Linked DNA regions of Mus musculus: regions 2, 3 and 4 are each linked to region 1. Evidence: chromatin loops called from intact Hi-C (ENCODE). Cell type or tissue: left cerebral cortex. All regions are shown on one strand. Region 1 holds the start of D630041G03Rik (RIKEN cDNA D630041G03 gene). Region 2 overlaps Tmc4 (transmembrane channel-like gene family 4). Region 3 has its middle 8.9 kb from the start of Oscar. Region 4 has its middle 40 kb from the start of Ncr1.

Region 1 (2,500 bases):
AGCCCCACCATTTGCTTCAATCCAACTATCTGATTAGATGTTAAACCTTTCCCTCACGCTAATTTCGAGCATGTTCTCCAGTTGAATCCTGGCATTTATCTTAAGTCTCGTCCCCTCCTCAAATTTAGCAGTGTCCTGCAGCCAAGTCAAACCTCTACACTCTAGTTTCCCCTCTCACCCTGGGCAGGTCCAGGAGTCTCCCAGCGAGGTCCATAGTTCATTTTCACCAGGAGTGACATTGTCGCGGAGCAGAGTCACAGCCTCCAACGTCAAATGCGGTCGTCGCACACTCTTCGCGAACTCAGGGCCGCCTGAAGTGTTCACAATCTACCAGGCCAACAGAAATGAGCATGCCAACAAGACCTTCTTGAAGTCGAATCTTAATCCTTCTAAAGCAGGGGAGCCCTGAGGGCTAAGATGAGCCTCACCATCTGCAGAGGTCCAAACAGAAAGTGCAACAGCTCTGGAGAGGAGGGGTTGGCGATGTTGCCTCGCAACCGGGCCTGGAACGAAAGGAGGTCATTTCTTATTAGTGCACGAATGATGGATGGGTCAAAGTGCCCTCACTCCATCGACGCCCAGCAATGGATGCATCCTCACCAGCAGACTGAAGGCGTATTTGATTTTCTGAAGCACGTCGGTGTACTCAGCCTCAGTGGGTGGCTTGGCCCTCAGTGTCAGCAGACCCTCTGTGCGGAGAGAGCAGGTGAGGTTGTGGGGACACCAAGAAAGCATTAGACAACAATTCCAAAGGTGTAAACACCCAAACGGGTGGCCTTAGGAAGTCAGACCTGGCTGGTGGTGGGAGACCCCAGGGGGAGAGGATATTTGGACATCACTCAGGAAGGTGTGTTCTCGGTCCATGTGGAAGCCCCTTACCTCCCGCAGCTCGGCGTCGTGTCCTGCGGCCTCTCTCGCGGTGCTCCAAAACCCGGGTAGCCTCTGCTGATTTTTGCAGTCTGGATACAAAACTCTCCACGTCGTCAAACACGTGGTTCAGAATATCCTACCATAAGCAAGAGAGGTAAGAGTGGTGCTCCTGAGTCTCAGACTCTGGTCTAGGTCCAGGGCTCCAATCTGAACTCCTGGACACACCCCCTACGTCAGGCCATGCCCATAACTGGAGCAGTGGGTGGTCTATATCAAAGACTCTAGCCATACTTCTAGAATTAACTCCCATCCCCGACCCAGCATCTTGTCAGCTAGTCACACCTAGACGTGCCACGTTCCTGAATCTCGTTCCCCACTCCAAGACTGACTTGATTGTCAAGGAAATCTTTTTCTCCTAGCTGGTGCCTCTCACTCAAGCTCACCACATCCCGCTCTGCCTGCAGACCCGCCAGCTCAGGTCCTCTTGGGCCCAAGTCTGGGGAGGTAGGGTCAGCACTGCTAGTCGTGCGAGCTTGGTCGGGTTTCCTTGCTTCCTCAGTCTCTGGAATTGACTCCACTTGGGGTCGCCCGCGGACTGCGGATGGTTCCACGGTGTTGATCACCAGGCGGACAGACGGGCGACGCTGTAAGGGCGGGGTCTCCGCTGCTGGAGAGGCGCCGCGTCGCAGCTCCTCCTGCGTCGCCCTGAGTTAAGAAAAAGGGGAGACCGAGGCTGGGGCAACCGATGGGATCAGGAAGGGGGGGGGGCGGTCAAACGAAGGCTGGGCATTTCATAATGAGAAACTGGATACGAAGATGGAGAAACCAAAGACCAAGACAGGCTAAAGTAGAAGACTGGAGCGGAGCGGTCACCTTGTCTGGGAGGTACAGGTAAGACCTGGCCAAGGCTAATTTGTGACCACATTCAACACTCTAGGCTGTTCGTACCAAGCTCATTTCTTAGCTGAGGAGAGTGAGGTCCATAGATGGGAGAATTTTTTTTTTCAGTGCGCTCTGCATCTGCTTCCCCCTTCTCCTCACCTGAGCGCTGCTGCCCTGCGTTCTCCACGTCCGGAGCGGTAGTTCTGCAGAGCCCCTTGGATGTCCTCACGGATCAGCTCCGCCTGTCAATCATACTTTAAGATCTCCCCTCTTACGCCCCACCCATTGCCTGCCCAGGACTCTTTCTTGTTCTCAGCGCTTTGCCTCCGACTGTCTTGGACAAACCCCATGGACCCCATCTTGGTTCTGCCTGCCTGCCTGCCTGCTTCCAACCATCTTTTTTATGTTTTTCTCAAAGCCTTTGTTCTGCATCTTCTTCCCATCGTCACATTCAGTCATGGTCTAGAGTTCATTCAACCTGTCCTCAATTCTGGTTCCCTCTCAGACCTGCTTTCCTAGGCTATGTCCCCGTTTGCCAAGGCCCCGCCCCAAACATGGAAGCCCCGCCTCTGATTCTCTACTAGAAAAAAAAGCCACCCGGAGCCACGCCCACTCACTCCGAGGAGCAGGCCCTGGAAGAAATGAACATCCGGCTGTGCACGCTCTGGCTCCTGGCACACCAGGAGCAGCAATGAACGGCTCCGTCCTCGGGGCATCACCGCGTCGCAGCGTACGATGGCATCGAGAG
Region 2 (2,500 bases), 800 kb after region 1:
TACTTCCTTGCCACCAGCTTGGTAGGGTTAGCCTGGGCCGGCTCTGAACCTTGTGTTAAGAGACTCAGGAAGACTTGATCATTTTTTATTTTTGTTCCTTCTCCCAAACGTCCTTCTTGTTTTGTTTTGTTTTTTCTTTTCTACGTGTGTGTGTGTGTGTGTGTGTGTCCCTAAGATCATGCATGGGTGTGGCACAGCTTTCTTCGAAGCTCAGGGGACAACGTAAAGGAGTCAGTTCTCTCTCTCTACCATCTGAGTCTCAGGGATCAAAGTCGTTTTGACTTGGTCACAAATGCCCTTACGTGCCAACCATTTTGTTCTGTTTTGTTGAGACAAAAACAGAGTGAGGGTTGCACTCTGTCACCCAGGCTGACCTGAAAGCACTGTCTATCCTAATTTGCCCTAATCATTCTGCCCGCTGCTCCCAGTTGAGATACTACGAGCATGAATGGTGCACCACACTGCACTCATTTTCTTTCAAAAGCATGTCACTAATCTACCAGCCTGTCCTGGGACTCTCAATTCCACTGCCTCAACCTCACTGTTGGGATTACAAGCATACAAGCATGCATATACTACTAGACATGGCTCCATCATTATTTTATGTCTGGCTCCTTTTTTTTTTTTTTTTTTTTTTTGGTTTTTCGAGACAGGGTTTTTCTGTGTAGCTCTGGCTGTATTGGAACTCAGTCTGTAGACCAGGCTGGCCTCAGAAATCCACCTGCATCTGCCTCCCAAGTGCTGGGATTAAAGGTGTGCCCCCCCCCCCACCACCCAGCTCAGATTTGGTTCCTTTTTAATTGCTAAAGAGTATTCCAGTTTATGGATACAGTACCACGATGCCTGTCCTCGTTACATCGTGTTGTTTCTGTCTTTGGGTGGTTCCCAGTTTGTAGGTTCCAAACCCTTCATTTTCTGACGCTGACTCTGCTCTCTTTCTAGGAAGAGCCAGGCTACAGGGCAGCTGGCTTCTGGCTCTGAATCCAGGGCTGCCTACTGGACCCGACAGCTTTCCCGGACCAAGGGAAAAATGAAAGAAGGCTTTCAAACTATACAGCCCTGGGCATGGACGCTGAAGAAAATTGGGGGTGTGCTGGGCTTTAGAGGAAGAGGCCTGGGGTCTGAGGCTGGAGTGTGGTTTCCTGGGTCTGACAGAGAGGGGAGTGGCAATTATCCCCTGGGCCTTTGGGAAAAGGTCTGGTTCCTGCAGCCCTGGTCTGAAGGATGAAGACTAGTGCCTGAACCCTTCTGAATCAGAGAGAAGAGAACTGGAATCTGAGGGGGGAGGGCTGGTTTCTGGACCCCAGGGTCAGACCAGGAGTCAGGGCTCTGTTATAGATTTCTGGGTCTGAGGGAGGAGGGCTATGGCCAGGACTCTGGGTTGGAACTACACTGGTAAGGGACCTGAGGCCTCTCTGCTGCCCTCTGCAGGTCAGTTTGGAGCAGGCACTGAGTCCTACTTCTCCCTGCTGCGCTTCCTGCTCTTTCTCAACCTGGTGGCATCTGTCATTGAAATCTGCATGAAGCTGATCCCCACCTGGCTGGAAGGGGCTCCTCCAGGTCCCCCTGGCCCTAACATCTCTTCACCCTGTGGTTCCTATATTCCACACACTCATGGCCTGGTCGCCTTCCCCACCCAGCTTTTCAACTTGCTCTCTGGAGAGGTGGGTGCCATGGTCCCCAGAGGAACCTCCTTACTTTTGAAGCCTGGTTTCCTGGACGACACACACACAGATCACTCAGCTCCCTGATCGTTACCTCCACCCGGCCCCACTATGACCTTTGTTCTGCCTCTTCCTCCCCAGGGTTACCTTGAGTGGTCCCCTCTATTCTATGGGTTCTACCCACCCCGATCGAACCTGGCCATCACCTACCTGTGCTCCGTCTTTGCCATCAGCATCATCTACTTGCTGTGCATCCTACGACGGTTAGTGATGCCCACATCCTGATTCTGATAGGCAGGGGAAACCCACCCCCTCCCCCAGGAGTCATTTCTTCAACATTGAAATGTATTTTAAAGCCAGGAGAGGAGGCTCCAGGAGAGGAGGCTGAGGCAGGATGATTATTTTAAGTTCAAGGTCAGCCTAGGCTACAGAGTAAGTTGAAGACCGCCCTGAGCTGCACAGAAAAATCCTATCTGTCTGAGTATGTTGGCACATGCCTGTAATCTCTGTACTCAGGAGGCAGGGTAGATAGATCTTTGAGTTCAATGCCAACTTGGCTTTCTTTCTCAGAAAGAAAATGAAGGGACGGAGGGAGGGAGGGAGGGAGGGAGGGAGCACAAAACAGGCAGGCCCCTACCCCCAGTTTATCTAGTGGTAACCTAATGAGAGGTGGTTCAATACACACATGAAAGCCTGTTTAGAAGGTGTGTGACTATAATCCCAGAGTTTGGGAAGCCGAGGCACGAAGGTTACTCCAGGCTCCATCTCACAATATCCAGTGATATCAAGAAGTAGAACACAAAAAAAAAAAAAAAAAAGCCGGGCGTGGTGGCGCA
Region 3 (2,500 bases), 860 kb after region 1:
AAAAAAAAAAGACAGAAAATTAATTTCTTCACACCCCCTTCTCCTTTCTTCCTTCCTCCCCATTCCTGCTCCCTTCCTCCCTTCTTTTAAAAATATTTTAATATTTATATTTGGACAAGGACAGAGTAAGGACAATCCTATATACAAACGTCCTGCATATCAAGACTGAGGCAATGTCTTTAGGGTTAATTATTGGTACCACATTTGCAAAGGACTCAAGTTCAGTTCCCAGCATCCACGTTAAGGAGCTGTAATTACCTGAAATTCCAGCTCAAAGGAATCAGTGCCTCTTGCCTCAACTGGAACCTGTGTGTATATACATGACTTTTAAAAAAGATTTATTTATTTTATGTATGTGAGTACACTGTAACTTGTGGTTGTTGGGAATTGAATTGAGGACCTCTGTTTGCTCCAGCCCAAAGATTTATTTATTATTATATCTAAGTACACTGTTGCTGTCTTCAGATGCACCAGAAGAGGGCGTCAGATCTCATTATGAGTGGTTGTGAGCCACCATGTGGTTGCTGGGATTTGAACTCAGGACCTCCAGTCAGTGCTCTTACCGGCTGAGCCATCTCACCAGCCCGTGTATATACATGATTAAAAATAATAAAAACAAATCTTAAAAAAACAAATTGTGTGTGTGTGTGTGTGTGTGTGTGTGTGTGTGGAGAGAGAGAGAAAGTGTGTATAAAACCAAGTTGTACACATTACAACACTCAGACATTATATGTATATCTAACGAGCATGTTCATGTTCTATGATCTTAAGTTTACTTGCACATGCTTGTACAGTGTCAGTTTACAACTGCCTTAACTCCAGCTCAAGGAAAAAATTACTAGAATTCGAAAGAAAAGCCCCAGGACAGGCAAGCTATAAATCTCAGTTGCTGCTCAGAGGAAATTGGAGAAGAGAAACCAGGCCATGCTATTTGAATGAAGTCATCATGGAGGTTGACTACACAGGGGGAAGGGGAGCTTCAGAGGGGACGCAAAAAAGGCAAAAGTGCCAGGGAAAGCATACTTAAGTGCTGGTTTAAGAAAAAGACAGGCCGGGCGTGGTGGCGCATGCCTTTAATCCCAGCACTCGGGAGGCAGAGGCAGGCGGATTTCTGAGTTCGAGGCCAACCTGGACTACAGAGTGAGTTCCAGGACAACCAGGGCTACACGGAGAAACCCTGTCTCGAAAAACCAAACGAAAACAAAGCAAAAGAAAAAAGAAAAAAAGAAAAAAACAGAGTAGAAAGAGTCAGGCATTCAGAGAGATGGGCAGACCCAGCTGAACCTCAGAGTAGCTTATAGGGACTTTGTTGAAGCAACAATTCTGGGAAGGCAAATTGCACAATCGCATTAAAGGGTTAATTATTATTCCTGTTCCTTTAAGGTGGATCCACCCTCCTCAGGGTGGACCCTCAGCCTGAGTGATTGACCTGCCTCTTAAGAGAGATGATGTCAAGTCTCCACCTAGTGGTAGAATCCATTCTTCACCGCACAGCACAGCATGTACCTGTGGAGGTCAGAGTAGAACTTCAGGGGAGTTGATTTTCTCCATCAGCTAAGTAGATCCCACAGATAGACTTCATGGTATTGGTGGCAGACACCTGTCTTTTTTTTTAAAGATTTATTTATTTTATGCATATGAGTACATTGTAGCTGTCTTCAGACACACACCAGAAGAGGGCATCAAATCCTATTAAAGGATGGTTGTGAGCCACCATGTGGTTGCTAGGAATTGAACTCAGGACCTCTGGAAGAGCAGTCAGTGCTCTTAACTACTGAGCCATCTCTCCATCCCCCGAAAGCACCTGTCTTAATTACTGTAAGAGACACCATGACCATAGCAAATCTTATGGAAGAAAGCACTTAATTGGAGGGTTTGCTTACAATTTCAGAGCGTTAGCCCATTATCATTAATAGGTTTTTATGATGACAAAATGAGCCAGTTCAAGCCAAATCGAAAGTATAAAGCCAGATTTATTGAGAGGCAGATCTTGGGTGAGTTAACCGATCTCACAGATGAAGATCAATGGAGTCAAAAGCCCAGGCTAAAGCAAGGGGGGTTTATGGGTCTCAGGCATGGGGTGATGATGTGTGAGCTAGGAGCTGGGATTGTATACCCAATGTATATTACTGTATAAGGTAAAAGGCTGGTACCCTAGGCAGGCACCCATGGGTGGGGCGCTGGGGATGAGGAGACAGGTAGAGATGATGTGTTAGCCTGGAGGTTTCTCCTTGCAGGTGGGGTTGGGGGAAGACGAAGAGCAAACACGGTTTCTTAGCTTGCACACGAGATGGACCTGTGCTTCCTCCCAAGCAATCATCCTGGTGGGGAGAATGGCAGTGTACATGGAGCTAGCGCAGTAGCCAAAAGCTACATCCAGACAGAGTGAAACACTGGGCCTGCTCTGAGCTTTGTGAAATCTCCAAGCCTAGCCCTTCCCTCCAACAAAATCACAGCTACTCCAACAAGGCCACACCTCCTAATTCTAATCCTTCTTAAA
Region 4 (2,500 bases), 170 kb after region 1:
GTGCTGTTTAGAATACAGATGGAAAGAGTATTGAGGTTTCCAGCCTAGTTCTAACTTCAGTAAGAAACCTGATCTCAAGGGAGTAATACAGGGAATGGTAGGACAGAACACCCAGCTTTTTCATGTGGTTGTGCACACAGAAACATCCATGTATACACACACTACAAATTAAATGTGGTAAGTAGAGACTTACTTTGTTCTTTTTCTAATTCTCTTAAGTTTATGCTTCAGTTTTTATTTGAGGTATTTCCTACTTCTTTTTTTTTAGTACTTTTGAAGGTTTGCTTTTATTTATTTGTGTGTGTGTGTGCACGTGCATGCACACCTGTGTGCGTGTGTGTGCATGCACTCACATGCATGTGTGTGGAGGGGTGGGAGGGATATGTGCACTTGAGTTCAAGTACCTGATGCTATGCATGGTGTGGCGCTAGAGTTACAGGCAGTTGTGATAAGTCTGACATACTTGTTGGAATCTGAGCTTGGGTCCTCTGAACGAGCAGTACACTATCTCAAAACCCAAACCCTTGTTTAGGATGTTTGGGATATCATCTGGTTATGTATACAACTCTGGACTCAAATGTACAATCCTATTGTCTCAGCTTCTCAAATGCTGGAGTTACAAGTGTGTACCACTATTTCTAATCAGCCCTCCTCCTCCTCCTCCTCTACCACCACCACCACCACCACCACCACCATCACCACACCTCCGTTCTGAAACTGGATCTCTAAATAACTAACTCTGGTTGGCTGGGAATTCAATATATACCAGGCTGGCCTGTAACATTTGTCAATCCTCCTGCTTCTGCCTCCTGAGGGCTAGGATTACAAGCTTGCACCACTAAACCCAGTGATTAAGAATATCTCCTTATCGTGTTCACTAATAAAAGATTCCTGTCTAAGAAGATTCTCTACCACGGCATCATATATAAGCGAAATCACTGGAAATAAACCTTTCCTTTGTGTCACATGATTGTCAGAGGGCACCTATTATTCTCCACTTTGGCTCCTGATTCCACAAATTTTACTGATCAAAAGAGAGCAGTAGCACATTGTATCAATATCAAGTAATTTTTATAGCCTATATCTATAACCTGTATTTCTCTATATACATCATTTTTATACATTGAGTATAACAGGAAAATTCACACTGCACAATATATCCCAAACTTTTCACTACATCCATTTGAAATGGAATAGTCCCATAATCTATCAGGTCCAACAACACCCTTCATTGTATATATGCCTATGACCAGTCACCCCACTATGTCACAGTATCTATCATCTTTCCATGGTTATCTGATTTCCCTGGCCTTGAGAATAAGTGATGGGATATTCCCTCTGTTTGAGCCCAACCCCTCCTGAGTGCTGAACAGGTGCTCTATCTGAGCTACATCCTACACACTGCCCTCCCCAGGGTATAAGTCTCAGAAGAAACAAGTACTGCCCTCTACTGGTAGGACGAGCTACATGTGATGAACTTGCCTCAGGTGACTTGTCTCATCACATGGCATCCAATTTGCCTTCTGTGGTAGATCAGATGTTGAATCACAGCAGTAGCAACATGGTCCCTGCTTTTAAAAAAAGAAGAGGAGGAGGAAGAAGAAGAAGAGGAGGAGGGAGGAAGAAGAAGAGGGGGAGGACGAAAGAAGAGGAAGAGGAGGAACAACAACAGCTGCCTAAGAACTTTTGGTATACACTGGTCCATCATCCTTGTCTCATGATATTGCATTCATAGTCAATGCTTCATTCACCACAGTCAATAAGCACATAGCTGGATAGAGGCTATTAGCTTAGATTAGCAAGCTAATCTTGTGTGTCCATCAGTGCCCAACCAGCTGAGAACTACTCCTGTTACTACTCAGGTCATGCTAATGGTGGGAAGTAGGAGTCTTTAGGTCCTCACCTGCCTTTAGTATTGGGCAAAATCTATGTGCTTGGTCTCTCTGTGTGACTACCCTGACATCCACTCTGTACCTGGGTATTTTGAGTAGGAATTTACTGTTCCTCACTCAACAAGTACAAATCTCCAGTGCTATCTATACAAGACCATGAGAAGTCCCTGAGAATAGAGATCTTAATAGTGGTTACCAGGGTCCTGTGAAGTTCATGAGGCTATAGAAATCAGTTAGTATTTATTTGGATCATGTGCCCACCAATATTTTCTAAGTTCCTCCTGGGTATACAGTGTCTTTTAAATCTATATTTCTAACCATGATAGATCATGGTCATCACTTGGACTTGAGGCTGACATGTGTGCCAACACATTATTGATTTTGCTCTTTGTAAGAAAATGATCTGGGTGTCCCTCAACAGAGGAATGGATGCAGAAAATGTGGTACATTTACACAATGGAGTACTACTCAGCTATTGAAAACAATGATTTTTTTTTTATCTTCGGATGCTAATTTATTAAAAATAATACTTTAATATTATTGGCAAACAGGAAAGTTGTAGGGCAGTGCACCTGAAGTAATCCCAATGTACATGAGCAAAAATTATA

The links. Hi-C counts contacts between places; a loop is a spot of excess contacts. Peaks named below come from ENCODE experiments on the same cell type or tissue, not always from the same donor. Only the 100,000 strongest peaks of a DNase experiment are listed, where the experiment ranks them.
Region 2: a loop joins it to region 1, with 2.9 times the contacts of the local background. A loop is called at or near these places in 8 of 42 quality-filtered maps.
Region 3: a loop joins it to region 1, with 2.9 times the contacts of the local background. A loop is called at or near these places in 3 of 42 quality-filtered maps.
Region 4: a loop joins it to region 1, with 6 times the contacts of the local background. A loop is called at or near these places in 2 of 42 quality-filtered maps.

The regions. Positions count from the first base shown.
Region 1 is chr7:4,470,302-4,472,801 of GRCm38, reverse strand. Eps8l1 (EPS8-like 1) reads right to left here. Exons shown (of 20, transcript NM_001374622.1): 6 at 2,370-2,500; 7 at 1,912-1,994; 8 at 1,314-1,575; 9 at 880-1,006; 10 at 601-689; 11 at 429-503; 12 at 179-327. It overlaps D630041G03Rik (RIKEN cDNA D630041G03 gene), which reads left to right and starts at 1,918. Exons shown (of 1, transcript NR_028416.1): 1 at 1,918-2,500. It also overlaps a transcript of Rdh13 not described here. In left cerebral cortex, a CTCF peak has its summit at 1,452; DNase peaks (open chromatin) are centred at 1,463 and 2,312; H3K4me3 peaks cover 1,151 bases; H3K27ac peaks cover 398 bases.
Region 2 is chr7:3,674,014-3,676,513 of GRCm38, reverse strand. It overlaps Tmc4 (transmembrane channel-like gene family 4), which reads left to right. Exons shown (of 15, transcript NM_181820.2): 3 at 943-1,088; 4 at 1,432-1,664; 5 at 1,806-1,927. Among named protein-coding and RNA genes, the nearest start is that of Tmc4, 2.3 kb to the left of the region's middle. In left cerebral cortex, a CTCF peak has its summit at 1,431 (motif pointing left); a DNase peak (open chromatin) is centred at 1,430.
Region 3 is chr7:3,605,962-3,608,461 of GRCm38, reverse strand. No RefSeq gene overlaps it. Among named protein-coding and RNA genes, the nearest start is that of Oscar, 8.9 kb to the left of the region's middle. In left cerebral cortex, a CTCF peak has its summit at 1,481 (motif pointing left); a DNase peak (open chromatin) is centred at 1,478.
Region 4 is chr7:4,296,330-4,298,829 of GRCm38, reverse strand. No RefSeq gene overlaps it. Among named protein-coding and RNA genes, the nearest start is that of Ncr1, 40 kb to the left of the region's middle. In left cerebral cortex, a CTCF peak has its summit at 1,440 (motif pointing left); no DNase peak of the experiment used is centred here.